2 separate regions of the Homo sapiens genome follow, and region 2 is linked to region 1. Evidence: read pairs that join two places in POLR2A ChIA-PET (ENCODE). Cell type or tissue: Panc1. All regions are shown on one strand. Region 1 overlaps TXNRD1 (thioredoxin reductase 1). Region 2 overlaps TXNRD1 (thioredoxin reductase 1).

The links. ChIA-PET counts read pairs that join two places held together with the same protein. Peaks named below come from ENCODE experiments on the same cell type or tissue, not always from the same donor. Only the 100,000 strongest peaks of a DNase experiment are listed, where the experiment ranks them.
Region 2: POLR2A ChIA-PET joins it to region 1 with 7 read pairs; 10 of 35 experiments call an interaction of 5 or more read pairs at or near these places.

Annotation. Positions count from the first base shown.
Region 1 is chr12:104,224,740-104,229,739 of GRCh38, reverse strand. The region is part of intron 1 of TXNRD1 (thioredoxin reductase 1); the gene reads right to left. Among named protein-coding and RNA genes, the nearest start is that of TXNRD1, 11 kb to the right of the region's middle. RefSeq lists enhancers at 1,333-1,502, 2,796-2,965. In Panc1, no CTCF peak of the experiment used is centred here; no DNase peak of the experiment used is centred here; H3K27ac peaks cover 2,659 bases.
Region 2 is chr12:104,334,737-104,339,736 of GRCh38, reverse strand. It overlaps TXNRD1 (thioredoxin reductase 1), which reads right to left. Exons shown (of 17, transcript NM_001093771.3): 16 at 464-598. Among named protein-coding and RNA genes, the nearest start is that of EID3, 33 kb to the right of the region's middle. In Panc1, no CTCF peak of the experiment used is centred here; no DNase peak of the experiment used is centred here.

The DNA of each region.
Region 1 (5,000 bases):
GCGCCTATAATCCCAGCTACTCAGGAGGCTGAGGCAGAAGAATCGGTTGAACCCGGGAGGCAGAGGATGCAGTGAGCTGAGATCTCGCCATTGCACTCCAGCCTGGGCGACAGGGTGAGACTCCATCTCAAAAAAAATAAATAAAATAAAATAAAATAAAATAAAATAAAATAAAATGTTGTATATTCATACAATGCACTGTTATTCAACAATAAAAAGAAGTACTAATACATGCTGCAATGTGAATAAACCTTGAAAATATTATGCTAAGTGAAAGAAGCCACTCATAAAAGACCATAGATTGTATGATTCCACTTATAAGAAATGCCCAGAATAGGCCAAGGCAGGCAAATCACTTGAGCTCAGGAGTTCAAGACCAGCCTGGGCAACACGGTGAAACCCTGACTCTACAAAACGTACAAAAATTAGCCAGACATGGTGGTGTGTGCCCGTAGTCCCAGCTACTGAGGAGGCTGAGGTGGGAGGATTGCTTGAGCCCAGGAGGTAGAAGTTGCAATGAGCCAAGATGACACCACTACACTCCAGCCTGGGTGACAAAGTGAGACCCTGTCTCAAAAAAAAAAAAAAAAAAAAAGAAAAGTAATGCTCGGAATAGGCAAATCTATAGAGACAGAAAGTAGGCTAGCAATTGCTAGGGAAAGAGTGAAAATTTACTGCTAATGGGTATGGGGTTTCTTTTTGGAGTAATGAAAATGTTCTAGGCTGGGCACGGTGGCTCACGCCTGTAATCCCACTACTTTGGGAGGCCGAGGCGGGGGGATCACCAGGTCAGGAGATCGAGACCAGCCTGGCTAACACAGTGAAACCCCATCTCTACTAAAAATACCAAAAATTAGCCAGGTGTGGTGGCGGGCGCCTGTAGTCCCAGCTACTCAGGAGGCTAAGGCAGGAGAATGGCGTGAACCCGGGAGGCGGAGGTTGCAGTGAGCCGAGATCAAATCATTACACTCCAGCCTGGGCAACAGAGCGAGACTCCGTCTCAAAAAAAAAAGAAAAGAAAATGTTCTCAAATTCAATAGTGGTGAAGGTTGCACTCTAAACTGTGCACTTTTAAATGGTTATTCCCCTGCCGCCCCCACTTTATTTTGAGAGAGAGTTTCACTCTTGTTGCCCAGGCTGGAATGCAATGGTGCAATCTTGGCTCACCACAATCTCTGCCTCCTGGGTTCAAGCGATTCTCCTGCCTCAGCCTCCCAAGTAGCTGGGATTACAGGCATGTGCCACCACGCCCGACTAATTTTGTATTTTTAGTAGAGACGGGGTTTCTCCATGTTGGTCAGGCTGGTCTCAAACTCCCAACCTCAGGTGATCCACCTGCCTCAGCCTCCAAAGTGCTGGGATTACAGGAGTAAGCCACCACAACCGGCCTATATTTATGGTATGTTAATCAAATACAGATTTTTTTTTTTTTTTTTTTGAGATGGAGTTTTGCTCTTGTTGCCAGGCTGAAGTGCAGTGGCACAATCTCGGCTCACTGCAACCTCCGCCTTCTGGGTTCAGGTGATTCTCCTGCCTCAGCCTCCCGAGTAGCTGGGATTACAGGCATGCAACACCACACCCAGCTAATTTTATATTTTTAGTAGAGATGGGGTTTCTCCATGTTGGTCAGACTGGTCTCTAACTCCTGACCTCAGGTGATCTGCCCCGCTCGGCTTCCCAAAGTGCCGGGATTACGGGTGTGAGCCACTGCACCCAGCCTTATATATCAATTTTTAAAAAACTTATATACCAATGCTTATAGCAACTCTATAATCACTAAAAAATGGAAAAAATCTAAATATCCTTCAATGAATGAAAGGACAAAAAAATTATGGTACACTTGTATAATGTAATACCACTCAGTAATAAAATGAAGTAAACTATAGATACACATGACAAATTAGATGAATCTCAAAAGTATTATGCTGTGTGAAAAAATCAATCTCAAAATGTTATTTTGTGATTCCATTTATATCGCATTCCTGAAAAGACAAAACTATATTGATGGAGAACAGGTCAGTGGCTCCAGAGATTGGAATACAGTTGTATCCTAATCAACTGGGGAGGCTGTAACCACAAAGGGATAGCATGGGTGAAATTTTGTGGGGTAACGGAACTGTTATGTAACCCGATCATGTATACATATGTTAAAATTCATAAAATGAACACCAAAGGCCAGACACGGTGGCTCCCACCTGTAATCACAGCACTTTGGGAGGCCCAGGAGGGAGGATGGCTTGATGCCAGGAGTTTGAGACCAGCCTGGCCATCATAAGAAGACTTCATTTCTATAAAAATAAAAATAAAAAAGTTAGCCAGGCATGGTACCACTCACCTGTGGTCATAGCTACTCAGGAGGCTCAAGCAGGAGGATTACCTGAGCCCAGGAGTTTGAAGCTGCTGTGAGCTATAATTACACCATTGCACTTGAGCCTGGGTGACAGAGCAAGACCCTTTCTCCAAAAAGAAATAAATTAAAATAAATAATAAAAAATTAAAAGGACACCAAAAATCTATTTTATTTGTATACCAATTTTAAAAATAAAATTAAAAAGATATCCTACTAGATATATTTGTTACTCAGCAGTTGTTATAAAACACTGCACTAGAGATCTTAGGAGGAGGACATGAATTTAAGGATCACTACTTTCAGATAACTGGTTCCAGAAATGTACTTGAATGTAGCAAATTCCTCTACCCAAATCTTTTCCAAATATAATTGACAGTCTTTTGGGTCTTAACATATTTATTACTTTAAAGCAAGTTATTCCTTACTATCTTGAGCTACTGACTTACCATATAAAATAAAGTGAATGAGTTAAAACCTTAGTAGTCATTCAGGCATGCATTCCAGGAGCCAAGACCGGAAAAAAAGACACATCTTAGATAATACATGGGAAATTACCTTGCTATTGTGGAATCCAAAAATGCTAGGTATTTTTATTTGGAATTATTACATTTTCTACGCATTTACGGGCCTAATTTTAATTTTATGGGAGACAGACCTACAGAATTTTACAGCTTGAGAGGACTTAATATTCATCCATTCACTTCATTTTGCAAATGAGGGAACTAAGGCGCATAGGTGCTTTGGAACTTGTCTAAAATCACACAGCTATTTAAGGATATAACAGAAACTAGAATTCCGTTCTCTTCACTCTAATTCTCTTTCCACTTTGCCTCAAATGACTTGTGGAGCCATAATCTAAATAAGTAGCCTGAAATATAACAGGAGATCTCTGTAAAGATCATCTTATATTGGGGATCAACCTTAGAGGCTACACTGTTATTATATCAGGCTCTTCTGCTTCAAGATTATATTCCAGGGACATAACTGAACTTATGGAAATGAAGTGATAAAGGTATTCTACAGTGCTTCATAGGCAAGGGTCAGTGAGCCCACAGCGTTCAGCATCTACAACCTAAGCTAGACATTTTTGGCTGTCTTCAGCATCCGTATAACTGTCTACCTGTCCCTAAATATAAGGTTAAACTGTTATGAATAAGCTCCTTTTTCTTTTTCTTTTTTTGTTTTTTTTGAGACAGAGTTTCACTCTTGTTGCCCAGGCTTGAGTGCAATGGTGCCATCTTGGTTCACTGCAACTTCCACCTCCAGGGTTCAAATGATTCCCCTGCCTCAGCCTCCCAAGTAGCTGGGATTACAGGTGCCCACCACACGCCCAGCTAATTTTTTGCATTTTTAGTAGAGATGGGGTTTCTCCATGTTGGTCAGGCTGGTCTTGAACTCCTGACCTCAGGTGATCCGCCCACCTTGGCCTCCCGAAGTGCTGGGATTACAGGCGTGAGACACTGTGCCCGGCATAAGCTCCTTTTTCTATTGTTTCCAGATACTGGTAATCCACTAAAAAGTTTGATTTTATTTCAACTGCTTATTTTAATGGGAAACAGTGCTTCCTGTTCAGGTCTTATGAAGGGATGGAGGAATCCAGGTGTATTAGTCCATTCTCACGCTGCTATAAGGACATATCTGAGACTAGGTAATTTATAAAAAAAAAAAAAAAAAGAGGTTTAATTGATTCATAGTTCTGCATGGCTGGGGAGGCCTCAGGAAACTTTTAGTCATGGCAGAAGGCACCTCTTCACATGGTGGCAGGAGAGAGAATGAGTGCCAAGTGAAGGGGGAAGCCCTTTATAAAACCATCATATCTCATGAGAACTCACTCACTATCATGAGAACAGGCATGGCAGAAACCACCCCCATGATTCAGTTATCTCCATCTGGTACTGCCCTTGACACATGCGGATCATTACAATTCAAGGTGAGATTTGGGTGGGGACACAGAGCTAAACCATATCACCAAGGTTTCATTAGACGTGCCCAATCACTCTATTAAGCAAGGCAGTAGAGCACAGTGGTTAAGTACACTAGCTTCCAGCATGAGAATCCTCGCTCCACTACTTAATAGTTGTATGCTTGTTACCTCTCTGGGCCTCACTTTCCTCATTTGCCTCTTGCAGTGATTAAATGTGTTAATACATATAAAGCACTCAGCACAGTACCTGGATCATAATAAGCATTCAATAAATGTTACTCCTTTTTATTAAAGCTCTCAGAAGTTCTACATTACTCTAGAAAACAACTCCATATGGGCATATTTACTCACAGATCCCCAGCACCTACAACAATGCCTAACATATGGAAGATGGTTAGTAAGTATTAAATGAATAAATATTATCTAATTAACAAGACTACTTTGGTGTTATCCCCTCTTTCAAAAAAACTGTATTACTGGGAAATACAATGTTCCATATGGGACATTGGAAATACACTGTAAAAAATCTGCATTCTCTCACCCTCATAACAATGGCAATTTTACCTGCCTGAGATGTCCCATTTGTAGGATTCCAGTGAGTCAGGGGCAGAGAGGTAGATAAAAGAAGTTTCCAAGGGGGAAAGAGATTCCTGGGTTGATCAAACAGTGGGGGAGAAAATCAGGAGGGAATAACTTGACACAACTATATTTGAACATTTACCGAGC
Region 2 (5,000 bases), 110 kb before region 1:
ACACTGACACCCAGAGGCCTAGATTGGTCAATTTCTAGTTCTACTGTCATTTGATCTTTTGAAAGCATCATTTTCAAATCTCATTCACTGATACCATAAGCTGAAGAGGCAGACAGTATCAATTAGCCTCAAGATAGCTGTGGAATAACTAAGATTGAAGCTCTTCCATTATTAACTGATTGCCATGAAAATAATTTAGAAGATATGATAAATAAAATATTTAAGGCACAGCTCTATAAATCACTCTCATAATTTTTACCACTTAACGACATGACGGAAGCCTCCAGTTCATACCATGAGCAATCAGTATTGAAAGACAAAAACTAATTTTTAGAGACAAAGCCCTCTTTTGAGGAATCATCATCAAACTCAGGGTCCTACATCTGCCATGTATAAGCTGGGTGGTGTGCTTCTATGTGGCACATTTTAAACATTTTAAACTGTATAAGTGTAGATGACCCACCTCTGCACAGACAGGGTGGATTCCAATTGTGCTGTCCAGCTGCTTTTTGGTCAGTCCACATTTGAGCGCAGCTGCAAAGCCTTGTGTAACTTCTCCAGCATTTGGACCCAGTACGTGAAAGCCCACAACACGTTCCTAAGGCAAAAAAAAATACAATAATGCAATTAAGCTGATTTTTCTCCCCTCCTCTTCCTACACAGCTTAGAGCATTTCTCCAGTCTGTTTCTTAAAAATCCAACTCAAAAATGACCAGAGACTGGCCGGGCGCAGTGGCTCACGCCTGTAATCCCAGCACTTTGGGAGGCCGAGGCAGGTGGATCACGAGGTCAGGAGGTCGAGACCATCCTGGTTAACACGGTGAAACCCCGTCTCTACTAAAAATACAAAAAATTAGCCGGGCGTGGTGGCGGGTGCCTGTAGTTCCAGCTACTTGAGAGGCTGAGGCAGGAGAATGGCGTGAACCCAGGAGGCAGAGCTTGCAGTGAGCCGAGATCGTGCCACTGCACTCCAGCCTAGACGACAGAGCGAGACTCCATCTCAAAAAAAGAAAATGACCAGAGACTTTTTTTTTTTTTTGAGATGGAGTATTGCTCTTCTTGCCCAGGCTGGAGTGCAATGGCGCGATCTCCACTCACCGCAACCTCCGCCTCCTGGATTCAAGCGATTCTCTTGCCTCAGCCTCCCGAGTAGCTGGGACTACAGGCAGGCGCTACCATGCCCGGCTAATTTTTTTGTATTTTTAGTAGAGACGGGGTTTCGCCATGTTGGCCAGGCTGGTCTCGAATGCCTGATCTCAGGTGATCCACGCACCTCGGCCTCCCAAAGTGCTGGGATTACAGGTGTGAGCCACCGCACCTGGAAAAATGGCCAGAGACTTTAATGACTGCTGCTAACAGCTACTTAGGCTAAAGACTCCCCAACATGAACCAAAACATAGAGTATGATGTTCACTTCAAACAGGAACAAAGAGACAAGGGACAGCTACAAGTGTTTACTCAATTTTATGAGAAAAAATACAAAAGGCAAAGATGCCTACAAGTCTTTAATCACCAAAATGTTCTGGAAAATATTATCAAAGGGCAGGGTGTCCTCACGTCCTGTATTTGATCATCTCAGCTCCACAGAGGCTATCTGTAATAGCTGGGACCCTTAAGAGTAGTCATTCAAATTAAAATTTTGACTGGGCATCATAGCTCAAGCCTGTAATCCCAGCACTTTGGGAGGCTGAGGCAGGAGAATCACCTGAGGCCAGGCATTCAAGACCAGCCTGGCAACATAGGGAGACTCTGTCCCTACAGGAAAAAAAAAAAAAAAAAAAAATTAGCTGGGCACAGTGGCTCACATCTGTAGTCCCAGCTACTTGGGAGGCTGAGGTGGGAGGAATGCTTGAGCCCAGGAGGTCGAGGCTGCAGTGAGCTATGATCACACCACTGCACTCTATCCTGGGTGATAAAGTAAGACCCTGTCTCTAAAAAATAAAATACAAATAAAATTTTAAAAGTAATTTTAAATAAGGTTTTGAGGATAAATAGTGCAAGACCATTAAAGTCTGAAAACATTTTTGTTTTGTTTTGTTTTTAATAGACATGGGGTTTTGCCATGTTGTCTAGGCTGGTCCCGAACTTGTGAGCTTAAGCAGTTCACCCACCTCGGCCTCCCAAAGTGCTGGGATTACAGGCGTGAGCCACTGTGCCCAGCAAAGTCTGAAAACATTTTTGAAAGCAAAAGAAAAATGTCTGGCACTCTAAAATACCTGTGTAGAAATTATTTTGGATAAATTTGAAATCTCAAACTCTGGCTACCTCTGCCAAAAGCAGAGAAATCTGATGCACTCTACTGTTGAGCTGATAGATTTTCAGCGCAGACTCTGACTAGACTATCTAGTGCAATCTCGTCATAACAGATGAGGCAACTCAGGCTGTGGGGTGCAGAGCTTGTCTAAGGTTCCATCACTCCCTGGAAACAATCAGGAGGTTGTTCTGTTGACAAAAGGACTGTAATATATTGCATATGGTACTCTTACACATATTCGCCCTGACGATTCCGGGTTTATGGTATGAATAAAGCGTATCCATAGGAGGAACTACTAAAAAGCACTTAAAATAGATTTCCATGTAATAATGTGGAAAGGGTCTCAAAAAACAAGAGATTATTAAAAAGTTGCAGAGCTCTACATAATGAGGATGCCACCTGCAATTAAACCACGAACACTGTATAATGTGTATGCATTCATAAATAGGTGGCAAACATAAGAACGTAAGCATGAGACCCTTCGACTTCAAAGTTTTACCTTTTGAAGTGAAGGAAGACAGAAGACTGCATAGGCATAAGATAATAGTTAATAGCATGGTATCTACATTGTGTGAGAATAAATGTACAGATCTGCCCTTCCCTAGGTAAATGATTTGAGCACAGTTACTTAACTTCCATGTGCTTCAGTTTCCTCATCTATAAAAAGGGGGAAACAATAGCATATATACCTCACAGGACTGTGTAAGGATTAAATAAGTTAATACCTGTAGAGCTCTATAGTGCCTGGTACACAGTAAGTGCTCAATAAATATAAGCTGTTATAAACTGCATATATGATGGTTTATCTCTTATAAGAAAAAAGCCCTGAAACAAATACAGCAAAAATGTTAACATTCCTTGACTTTGGATGGTGAGTACCTTCTTCATCTTTATTATAAATATTTTATGTAAAAAAAAATAAAATAGCAGAGAACAAAAGCCAGCAGATAATAAACATTGTAAGTACAATTTAGAATCAAGGACATTTAGACACTGAAGTCAAGTGACTGATTCAAAATGAATAAAGCACGCCCCAGGGATAGTGAAGTTCTACAAGCTTTTACCTCAGATTACTCATGACAAAAGAGCAGTAACAGATATTCATCTTCTCTATTACTATCTTTATCTATGAAAATAACCGAAAACACTGTCACCCTACTTATGACCTCAACTACTGACAGGTTTATTGGTAGGAAAATTATTTTCCACATTATTCTAGCAATGCCATTTGAACAAATGTAACATTGAAAAAAGAGCAAAATACATATGGTTAAAATGGATTTGCTTGGTAGGAAGGAAACCTTCAAGGTTTCACTGACTGCTATGAGCAATTGAAGTCTCTCTCAGTGAGACAGGGGCAGTTAATATACTGCCAGTGAGAATGGCTGACATTTTCTCCTTTTGTCTGCAGTAAAAGTGATATCTAATGTATACTCATATAAATAAACTTTTGAGAAAATTTGCCTAAAAAGAAAAAGACAACTATATATACAATTGTTATTTATGTTAGCTGTGTAGCTCATTATGGGTTATCCTAGTATATTCATTTGAATCTTTTTTGCAGAGGATTCAAGAAAATGTTTTCTAAAACCCTTGGTTTTACCAAAAAACCAACCTGTAACTGTCCTACTGCCTAAAGCAGTAGTTTCCAAATAGGATACATGGCTTAATTATATTCAAATTTCAAGATTAAAACATTATCAGTTTACTAGGCTTTTAACATACAGATTCTTTAACATCATTTATATTTTTACTGAGGTCGTTTCTTTAAAAAGTGTTAGCTAAGTTAAAAAGATCAGTTTTCTTAAGAGTCAATATTAAAGAGAGTGTGTGTATATGAATATACCAGTGTCCCACAGTCAAAAAACTTTAAAAAATATGAATTATCCAATCCCTCATTTCATATATATGGAAAAAAACCCTGTGAGGTATAGAGTTTGCTCACAGGCTTTCACAGGTTTCTGCTAAAAAAGTACTGTAATAGGCCGGGCGCGGTGGCTCACACCTGTAATCCCAGCACTTTGGGAGACCAAGGCAGACGGATCACCTGAGGTCAGGAGTTCGAGACCAGCCTGGCCAACATGGTGAAACCCCGTCTCTACTAAAAATACAGAATAGCTGGGCATGGTGGTGGGTGCCTGTAATCCCAGCTACTTGGGAGGCTGAGGCAGGAAAATCACTTGAACCTGGGAGGCGAAGGTTGCAGTGAACCAAGATCACGCCACTGCACTCCAGCCTGGGCAACAGAGCAAGACTCCGTCTCAAAAAAAAAAAAAAAAAAAGGACTGTAATATATTGCATATTGTACTCTTATTCACCTGGACAGTTGGGGGTTTATGGTATGAATAAAGTATATCTGTGGGAGGACTACTAAAAAGCACTTAAAATACATTAGATTTACACGTAATAACACCAGACTAGCATTACATGTAGCATCAGGCAATGAAATCTTAGAACTCAATTAAGAGCTCTTTCTTAGTAGTGCCAGCTGCTGAGGATCAAACGTGCATTGCTCCTGTTCTTTTTTGTTATTCATTATATTTAGATAGTCGATGACTTTATTGTTCCTCTTCTATAAACACAAACATAGACAGTTCTCAAGTTGTGCCTTTGGTTCCTTCACTCAGTAAGTTTTGGCTGCCTGTTGACTAAGTGTAGGGCCCTGTGCCAGTGAAGATGAGGGGGCAGCAGGCAGTGCAGCCAAGGTCCTTGCCAGCTGCTGATATCTATCAGCTGAGACAACTGG